Regions from separate parts of the Homo sapiens genome. Here regions 1 and 3 are each linked to region 2. A link is a contact called in ENCODE Hi-C or POLR2A ChIA-PET data. All regions are on one chromosome and are shown on one strand. The core of a region is the stretch at or near the end of the contact, and the rest is flanking DNA. Distances in the headings are between cores, read along the strand shown.

What was found. Hi-C counts contacts between places; a loop is a spot of excess contacts on that map. ChIA-PET counts read pairs that join two places held with the same protein, here RNA polymerase II (POLR2A). Pooled maps may share reads with other maps.
Region 1: a loop to region 2 is called in a map of heart right ventricle, with 20 times the contacts of the local background. The contact joins the promoter of RORA here to the enhancer-like site in region 2. A Hi-C loop is called at or near these places in 1 of 168 maps with a recorded cell type or tissue (heart right ventricle) and 6 of 50 pooled maps. POLR2A ChIA-PET finds 5 or more read pairs at or near these places in 1 of 52 experiments (T-cell).
Region 3: a loop to region 2 is called in a pooled map, with 3 times the contacts of the local background. The contact joins two enhancer-like sites. A Hi-C loop is called at or near these places in 8 of 50 pooled maps. POLR2A ChIA-PET finds 5 or more read pairs at or near these places in 5 of 52 experiments (Caco-2, GM12878, activated CD4-positive, alpha-beta T cell and 1 more).

The regions. Positions count from the first base shown.
Region 1 is chr15:61,227,852-61,230,872 of GRCh38, forward strand. It overlaps RORA (RAR related orphan receptor A), which reads right to left and starts at 1,451. Exons shown (of 11, transcript NM_134261.3): 1 at 1,202-1,451. The coding sequence starts at 1,367.
Region 2 is chr15:60,915,714-60,918,974 of GRCh38, forward strand. The region is part of intron 1 of RORA (RAR related orphan receptor A); the gene reads right to left. Among named protein-coding and RNA genes, the nearest start is that of RORA-AS4, 150 kb to the left of the region's middle. RefSeq lists an enhancer at 1,123-1,232. Within about 2 kb of position 1,903, at least 23 of the 41 ENCODE cell types and tissues checked have a DNase peak (open chromatin) inside an H3K27ac peak, as active enhancers do; they include heart right ventricle, where a contact is called at or near this core.
Region 3 is chr15:60,546,839-60,550,209 of GRCh38, forward strand. All of the region lies in intron 2 of RORA (RAR related orphan receptor A), which reads right to left. The region is part of intron 3 of RORA-AS1 (RORA antisense RNA 1); the gene reads left to right. Among named protein-coding and RNA genes, the nearest start is that of RORA-AS1, 69 kb to the left of the region's middle. RefSeq lists a silencer at 1,490-1,539. Within about 2 kb of position 1,398, at least 4 of the 41 ENCODE cell types and tissues checked have a DNase peak (open chromatin) inside an H3K27ac peak, as active enhancers do.

The sequences.
Region 1 (3,021 bases), core at 201-2,700, 310 kb after region 2:
CAGTAATTAAAGCTGTAGCTTCCTCCTGTTCTTTGCAAACTCCAGGCGCATTCAAATAAATAATCCCCCACTCTCGAGAAAAACACACATCAGGTTCCAATACCTTCAAGAAAGAGTGAGCTTTCCTCAACAGCTCACTTTAGGAAAGGAGGGAGCAACTGAGTCCCCCCCATCCCCCCCAACACACGCAGACACAGACCAAACACCAAAATGAAGAGTAAAAATCGCCAGGGGAGGAGAAAACATTGCTTGCACTATCCAACCAGCATACAACTTGCACTGACCATCCCCAGGTTCCTGCAGAAATGCTTGGAACCTCCGAGAGGGAAGGATTCCCAGAGCAGAAATAAGTTTCGGTGCTTGCTTTTGTAGACGCTCCCTCCGGATGCGCGTGGAGCGCCCCACAGGACCGCCGCCCTCTGCGCGTTGGCGCGCACACGCCCCCCGCCAGCCTGGGCGCCGGGCTCCGAACCCCCGGTCTGCAAACTTGCGCATCTCCCCTCGCCGCGCCCGCCAGACAACTTGGCGAACAGCTCGCCCGCCCGCACCCCGCTTCCTTCGGCCCTTCCTTCAAATCCCAAACGCACCGCCGTGCTCCAAAGAAGGTGTCCACGTCGCCCCCAGACCCCGGAGCGCCCCCTCTCCACCCCCGGGACTTCCCAGGTCGCTCACTCCTCCCGCCCCCCGCCCAGATCTGAGAGGGACCGAAAACACACCCCCGACTCGGGCAGCCAGGGCCGAAACTGTCAAGAGGAGAAAAGGTAAAGCGGAAGGAGGGTGGCCATAAACAGATTTTTTTGCCCCTTCTTAAAAGGACACTGCCGCTTTAAAAGTTTCTTTCCCGGGCCCCCACTCCCCGCATCTCCGTATTTTGGGGGAGCGTATTTAATTGAGGCAACGCAGCTTTCCTCCAGTGTTTGCAGAAAAATCAAAGCCAGGGGGGTGAGCCCGCCGGCTGTCAACCTTCCCGCCGCCTCCCCCGCCCCACTCTGCTCCCGCAAGCCGAGAACGGGCTGCAAAAGTTTGCAACATTTCTGGGGGGCGGAGGGGGGAGGGGAGGGGGGTCCTCCGGGCTCGGGGCGCCGCCGCAGGCTCGCGCGCGGCCGCCGGACCCCGCGCCCCGGGCGCCCGCTCCCGGCCGCCCCCCGCTCCGCGCCCGGGCTCCCGCCGCCCCCTCCCCAGCCCCTCTCCAGCCTCCTACCTCTGCTGGTGCTGGAATAGCTCTGTCTGCGCACCGGGGCAGGCGGCTCGCTCTTGCGGGCGGATTCCTGGTTCAGCGGGGTCTCCCTGGAGCCGGCGGCCGCGTCCGCGCCGCTGCTGCCTGGCTCGCTGGCGGCGGGGTCGGGGGCTGCCGGAGCTGACTCCATGTTTTTTCCCAATGTAGAGATCGCTGGAGATGGCGAGCTCCGAGACTCCCTCTATCTTCTGTTTTCAGAGCAACTCTATGGTACCAAAAAAAAAAAAAAAAAAAAAAAAAAAAAAAAAAAAAAAAAAAGAAGGAGAAGGCGACCGGCGAAAGCAGGAGGGAAAAAGCAGGCGGCGGCGGGCGGGCAAGCAAAAGCGCGAGGGAGCGCGCGGAGTGTCTGGGTGGACGTGTGTGTGCGCCCGAAAGGGGACAAGAGGCGGGTCTGGCCACAGGCAGCGCTAGCGAGAGCTTCTCCAGCCGGCCCCCACACCCACATTCCCCACCCTCCAGACCCCAGACCGAGAGCCACAGACTGGCTGCCAATTTTGGGAGGTGGGGAAAAGAGGGGAGGAGGAGAACAGAGCCTCCCGCGCCCCAATCCTCCCCTCTCCCCAGCCCAGGGACAGAAATTAAAATCGGTGAGATGATTCCGTGCCTACTTCTGAGACTCTCTCGGGAACAGAACTCGTCCCCATCCGCTGCCAGCTTGGGTAGAGACAAATCCGATTGTCCACGTCCACGTTGGGAAATCGCAGGTAGCCCCCTGCCAGCCCTGCCGAGGGCTGAGGAGAAACTAAAAAGGAATTAGAACGGGGCTGACATCCCAAGGAAGGCGGAGGATGGGAGGACGTGGCACTTTTTACTTTGGGATGGGACGGCCAGTGGGTTTCCAATCTTGGTTAAAGACATCTGTGTCTAAAACAGATTTTGTGAATCTAGAAGCGCCATGGACAGTTTCTGGCATGGTTGAAAGAGGTCGCTTTCAGCTCCTTTGCTGTTTGTCCGCGAAGGATCCAGAAACCATTTGGCAGGGCATTTTCTACTGAAGAAAACTTTGGCCTGTTTGGTCGACAACTATCTAAGCTGGATAAAACATGCCACGCTGCATCTAGCTCAAGCGTGGCTGCTAATTGTCAATTCCCACTGGTACTTTTCCTATTAAATGTACAGTCTCATCCATAAAAGGTAGATATACTGGAGAGGCATTACTAATGCCCGGATAACATTCAGATAATTAACAGCTCCTAATAATTCGTATTATTATAGGCATCATTCTACACCCTCCTCCCATTGAAATACATTCATCCCCTAGTAGGTACCTAAAACTCCAGGAAAGCAGATAATTGCATCATCGTTACCTTGACTGCAAACTCCAAGATGAAGGAACAATACAAATTGAAAGAATGGAAAATACTCCAATGGTAGTAGCCTGATTTGTCTGCCTTCATACTCAATCTACCACTTTCTTTTGCCTGCGAAGACACTGTGGAAATACGCCCCACCTTCCTTTCAAAAGGATCCAAAATTTTGACAATAAATAATATTATTAGAGGCCAGAAGGTGGCATAAATATATGTGCTTCAGAACGTGGGGTAGGCGGAGGGAATTGGGGGACATTTTTCTTTTGCTAACTTCCTGGTTTGGAAAAATGCTTTAAAAAATAGTAAGTGCGGGAAACCCAGTTAGCTAATCCTTCAGAGGAACCGCCATATGCCAAATTTCACACATAGTTTCTGTTACTGTTACTGATCTTGATCTTATTTCAAATACACAATGCCCTTTGCCATAGTCTGTGTACTAATCAGCAAAACCTGTGGTCCACTCTTCGGGGTGAT
Region 2 (3,261 bases), core at 653-3,152:
GCTTCGGCTTGAAGAAGTGGAAGAGGAAGCAGCATAAGATCAGAATTCTAGCTCGCTCGAATGTGGGTTCAAATCCCAACAGGCTGTGGGGCCAAGAACAACATATTTACACTCTTCAAGTCTCAGTTTCTTCTTCTATAAAATGGAGATAATAATGGCTTCCGCATGAATTTGCTGGGAAGATTAAATGAGATAAAGCACTTAGCACATTGCGCTTCACATAATAAGGGCTCCTACAGGAAGGCTATTAGAAAAAGTTCATAAAACAGCAGAGACATGGGGGTGTTTCTTTCCCTGATTAACCCATTATTTCACTCACCAACATGTCACATCTCAAATTGACTGGAAGGAAAGAAAGGTTTAAAATCCACTGGGTGGGGCACTGGAGGGGGAGGTGAGGAGTGATGGAGACAAGGCAGTTCTGCCGACTTTACACTTTTCCCAGGGCTGTTCCTGTATGTGTCGTTTGACTGATTGGGTCAAATTACACAAGATCTAGCTAGATATTCAGATTCCCTCCAATGCGTCTGTGTTGTGTAATCCTCCCTGCCTTGTAAAGGAACAGATCTGATTGGCCAGGGATTGCACAGGTGGCAACTTCACTGAGATTCACAATGCATTGGAAACAAGGGAAGAGACCCTGGTATTCTATGACAAACGTGCAGACAGTCTAAAACATCAGGACAACATTTTCTATGTGATTTAGCTGGTATTTCTGAGCTGGAATAATTAAACAGAGATCTATCCACTTGACTAAAAGAGGAAGCAGTCGATGAGGAAGTCAGTCCCTAGCTCCCTTTGCCCCGAAATATGCCAATTCTGAATATTTCGCATCAGCTTCCTCTTAATAAATAGCTTACCACTCATCCATCCCTCGAAAATATCATTAGAATTGCCTGGATATATATATATTTTTAAATACCAATGCCCAGGCCACATCACATTCAATTAAATCAGAAAAGGTGATAGGTGAGTATGACACTCAGGCATCAGGCATCAGTATTTTTTAAAGCCCCTCTTGACCCCCAGGTGATTCTGACATGCAGCTAAGTTTAAGGTCAAGTGTTAGAGATCAGGGTAGAAACTCAGGAGTTAACTGCACGGTGAGCCCTGATCTGTATCACACACTCAGGGCCTAATCAGAACATGCTGATGTTTCGCTTAGCATACATTGCTTATTGCAACTAGAATATTTCTCAACCAACATCCTTCTTAATAAAGTCTAATTTGGGCCAGTTCTACACTGTTAGTGTTGACAGGGAAATTCCCCATCGCACTGGTGATGGGAGGGGGTGGTGCTTTCAAATCAAGCCTTGAAGAAGTATCCGGCTTCCAGAGCCCAAAACCCTCAACAGAGGAGCTGCTTCAACAACTTCTGCATACTGCCACCTGGTGGGGCCTGGACCCAACTTCATCACAGCTCTTCAGCCTTGGGCACCTACCCGCCTCCCCAAACAGATGTAATTTAGGAAAATGTCATGCATTTTCAATCCAATTTACTGGTGCCTTCCACATTGATCAGACTTCCTTCTCCTTTTTCCTCCCATCTGGTTAATATAATTATTGCTTTTACGTGGCAAAGCCATTTTATGTAATAGCTTTGTTTGTTACTATGGTTACAAGTTTAGTAGCCCTTTGGAATATAAATCTATCATCCCTGAAAGTAGCTTTCTGTGTGTCAAGGTGCAGCCCTTATGTAAGGAGAGTAACAGCGTTAGTTTTCTGTCGTAAGGAAAGTGGCCTTTCTTGGTCTTATTTTTGAAAGTTCTACGAGCCTAGCCTAGACACTCCCGGGAAACTGCTGGGTGCTGTCCCACTTTTTCCCTCTGGAATTTTCCTAACTGACGAGGCATCCACGAGCAGCTCTATCTGGGAGAAAGTAGGGAAACGTCGGCCGAGGGGCAGCTGTGTTTGCTGGGCCAGAGCCCTCGCATTGCATAACTGGTGTTTTTCCTGGTCAGTGTACTCTTGGCTGATTTATTTACCAGTTAAAGGCAAGGGCTGAGAATATAATCTCTCAGGAGTTAAGTTTCTTTGCGTGTAATCCCTTTCCCTCACGCATCTGAAGCATCGGCCCTTATTTCCTGATGGAAGTGGAGTTATAATCTCCCTTTGGAAAGTGGTAAGAGTTCAGTGCTGGGTTCAATCTGCCACCCTCAAGTGACAAAGCGTGACAGCGTCTCTGCTATAGTGCTTCACACCCAACTGAATCAGACGCAGCCCTCTGAGCACAAAAGTGGGATGGCCTGTGAAGCTGGGCTTTCTTCCCATTCTCAGCCAGTAACAGCAAACCTTGGAGAGTTTATACCATGTGTCCCTGTACGTAACCTCATCTAATCCTTTCGACAACCCCAGGAGGTATGCATTGCCATCAAGTTGGCATCACTCCCATTTTACAGAGAAGGAATTTGAGGCTCAGAAGGATTAAGCACCATCCCCAAGTCATATAACTAGTGTGTGGGACTTAATGTCTTTGGAAAGTCCTGGTTGCTAACTTAACAGAGCCTCACTTTCCAGATTCAAGGAACCATGAGAAAACAAAGAGCAGGCAGTATCAATGCCTTCACTAAAGCCTTGATTAAGCCAAACTGAACAAACATCAACAATCTTCTTCCCTCTTCAGGAGAAAGTTACTGGTTTGGTAGGCCATTAGTGAATTTCCAGTGGCTACTAATTAACTAACCATGTCATTCATGTTTATTATCACAGAGCAGGTACGTATTTATTTACACCACTCACACGGCAGGATAATTTGCAGTTATATAATTTCATGGTAATTACGATTGGAATTGCCATGTAGAAACTGGGCACTTTGGAGATGCATGATTACCAACAACTAGCTACCTTGGAATTACCCATTAATGACATGATTAGTTGTGGCTTTGTAAGAAAATGTTGTTATGAAAGGGACTTTATCTTTTCATTCCCAATTGACAGAAAAGCAGGAACCTTGGAGATATCAGAAATATTTTTTTTCTTCTTCTGGCAGGTGAAGAATGTAGTTGTGCAGGTTTGTCCTGTTTCTGGGCATGTCTGGGGTGCCTTGGTGACAGGGAGGGAGCAGAAAGAGATGTGTGAGCTTGAGCAAAGGGTGCAGGCCCTGAGCTGTACCAGGCTAGTCTTCAGGTCTGTTGAGCCAGGGTACAGCCAGGAATTACCAACTTGTTAGGCAGAGAGTAAGGAAGCTCAGAAAGCCCGTGCTTGAGCTAAGGGGTACGAAACCCAGGAGACTGAATGACTGCCTGTCCTCTGCTCTGTGGG
Region 3 (3,371 bases), core at 148-2,647, 370 kb before region 2:
AATTGTCCGTGATTACTATCAGATTATGACAATGAAAGTCACCATTCTGTGTTCTTTTGAGCAGGATTTTCCCTCGTGTTGTCCCTCCCTTCAGCTTCCCACACTCACTGCTTGCGTAGCATTTTGTTAGGGGAGTAGCAGTTCTGACACAACCAAAGATGTGTACGATCAACAGTGGGGTAATGTGGATAACTGACACGTACTGTGGGCGTGGAGATGCTCCTATGTTGTGGTGGATGATAGCCTTCGAATGCTCTTTGTTGTCTTCATTGTCATCCACTCTATTAATGTTCTAGAAGAAAGCTAGTGGCCAATATTTTCTTCCAACAAATTCACTGGCTCCAGGAACCTTGACACCAAAATGAGGATTGAGCGTCAAAGTTCTTATGTTGTCATTGCCCCAAACTACTTGGAGCTACTTCTTATGCAGCTGCTCTCAGTGCCAATGAGATAAGACACAGCTGTACTTTATAGTCCCTCTCCTCCTTTTTTTTTTTTTTTTAAAGATAGGGTCTCGCTCTGTCACCCAGGCTGGAGTGCAGCGGCGTGATCTCGGCTCACTGCAACCTCCACCTCCCCCAGGGTTCAAAGGATTCTCCTGCCTCAGCCTCCCGAGTAGCTGGGATTACAGGCGCCCACCACCACGTCTGGGTAATTTTTGTATTTTTAGTAGAGACGGGTTTCTCCATGTTGGCCAGGCTGGTCTTGATCTCCTGACCTCAGGTGATCCACCCACTTTGGCATCCCAAAGTGCTGGGATTACAGGTGTAAGCCACCATGACTGGCCTTTTTTTTTTTTTTTTAAGGAAAATGGCCTGGTTTGGTTTCTTCACTTACCTTTTTCAGCATATTAACTATTGGTTGTTTTCAAATATCAAGCTCACTTTTCTAGGAGAACTATGGCCACTATGGAGAATATGAAAACATTGCTGAAGGAGGTGAAAGCCATTTCAGAAGAAGAGTTATATATTAGCTTTTGGCAGTGACAGCGTTATGGGCACGGACATTCAGCCTTTCCAGTTGACTGCTTTGAAGGGGCAATGTTCACGTGGAAGTATACCTCCTAGTACGTTTGCTAAAATAAAATCAGCTTCATTACCTAATAACATAAATGACTTTGGGAGAAAACTCTGAGTCTCATGTTTTATTTTTCCTGATAATGCTGTTCAATTAGGGCAGACTTTGTGGAAATTCTGATTTCATTACCCATCACTGCTGCATGAAAATACGCTTTCTGAAGTCACGCTCTGAAAGAAACTAAGTTGTTTGCTACAACTACCCCTACACAGAAATTAGAAAATTATATGAGAAGAAGTTTACTTCAGCCTGCAGTTGGGACACAGGTTATTACTGAAAGTAGTCGTCGGCATGGTTTCTGGTTTCACAGTAAAAGAAGACGACTTGAAAGGACTCAGTGGTTTTGATGCTCTTCTGAAATGAAAACACTCAGTGAGCACATAGCATTGGGTTGTCATTAATGTCAGCCAAGCGAAAACACTGTCTCCATGAACACTGCAGTCATTTCCCCGCCGAGACCATGACTTTCCACTCCCTGGCATTTCGGGCACTGTGCTAGTACTTTTCCAAAAGAGACTCTTAAGGCAATTCATTCTAGATAATCAAACACACACAACAGTCTTAAATGAATAGGTGGCCTGAATTTGCTAAAGTCAGCCAACAATTTCCAGGGGAGAATGTGTTATTTTCTGAGAAATACTGTAAGGCAATGATGAAACCCTCAAGTGCTGGGAGGCACGAAGTATAACTACTACACTTCACGGTAAATAGCATTAGTGTATTTATTTATTTATTTATTTGAGACAGAGTCTCGCTCTGTTCCCCAGGCTGGAGTGCAGTGGCGCGATCTCGGCTCACTGCAACCTCCACCTCCCAGGTTCACACCATTCTCCTGCCTCAGCCTCCCGAGTAGCTGGGACTACAGGCGCCCACCACCATGCCTGGCTAATTTTTTGTATTTTTAGTAGAGACAGGGTTTCACCGTGGTCTCGATCTCCTGACCTCATGATCCGCCCGCCTTGGCCTCCCAAAGTGCTGGGATTACAGGCATGAGCCACCGCGCCTGGCCAATAGCATTAGTTTAAAATCATGTTGTGGATAAAAATGTAATCAAGTAGCTTTACATTGCTCTTATTAAACTTGATACACACAGTTTAACATGGTCTTGTGGAAGAAAACAGGAAAAATCTCTGGCATTCTCGATATGTTCTATGATATGTAGCAGCTCTTATGTTCTGTGTCTGTCGCCTATTTTGTAAACAGGCAACAAAACACCATACTTCATCCCAAAGTTACGAGAAACAAGGAATTAAGCATGTTGTGTTGGATGGAGTTAATGATATAACGTTAAAAAATAACCCCACAGTTTCCATCTACTCTCTTGCTCTCTGCAATCAAGCTGGGCATGAGAGAAGAAAATAAAGTGATTTTCTTAGGTAGCGAGCAAGTGTTGGAAAGTGGCATTTACTATATCACCAGGGCATATTTGTTGTTGTTATTTTTCCTCCCCCATTCATTGCCCATGAATTAATTTAAGAAACAAGGCATCACGGAATAGGCTAAATATAAAAGAGTATTTGCTATGTTTTTTAGTGTCAAACACTATAAGACCAAGGTACTAAACTTTGAATGAGAAAATATTCTGCAGTTTCTCAGGATCTCACATGTTTGTCATACTTCTTACAGTGGTAGTATACTATTTTTAATATCACTTTTATATTGCCGTGATTTTTAAACACCAAGGTAAATTCTCACAGAAAGATTGCCTGGGGATAGGTATGTGTGTGTGGGAGGGAGGATCTGGTGATACTCATATGGTAATCTTTTTATTTCATCCATTTTCTCTGCTTTCAAATTATAAATTCAAACTATAACGTCACTCTCCACCCCCTCCCATCTCCTTCCCAATCAACAAAACAAACAATAAAATTCATATTTTACTATGTGTATTGTGAAACAGCCTACAATAGGACACCAGTGCTTTTTAAAGTCCTACTTTTTATAAAGGGTCTGATTTTCTTCTGGCCATCAACTGAATTGTAAGGACAACATAGCTCATTTTATGAAACGAAAGTGATATTAAAAAACTAAGTGGCTGAAGATGTAATTGTCTATATGTGAGCTGCTTCCGACCTTGAAAAAAGTGTAGAAGAGGGGCCGGGCGCGGTGGCTCACGCCTGTAATCCCAGCACTTTGAAAGACCGTGGTAGGTGGATCATGAGGTCAGGAGTTCAAGACCAGCCTGGCCAAGATGGTGAAATCCCATCTCTACTAAAAATACAAAAATTAGCCAGGTGTGATGGCACACGCCTATAATCCCAGCTACTCGGGAGGCTGAGGCAGAGAATTTCTTG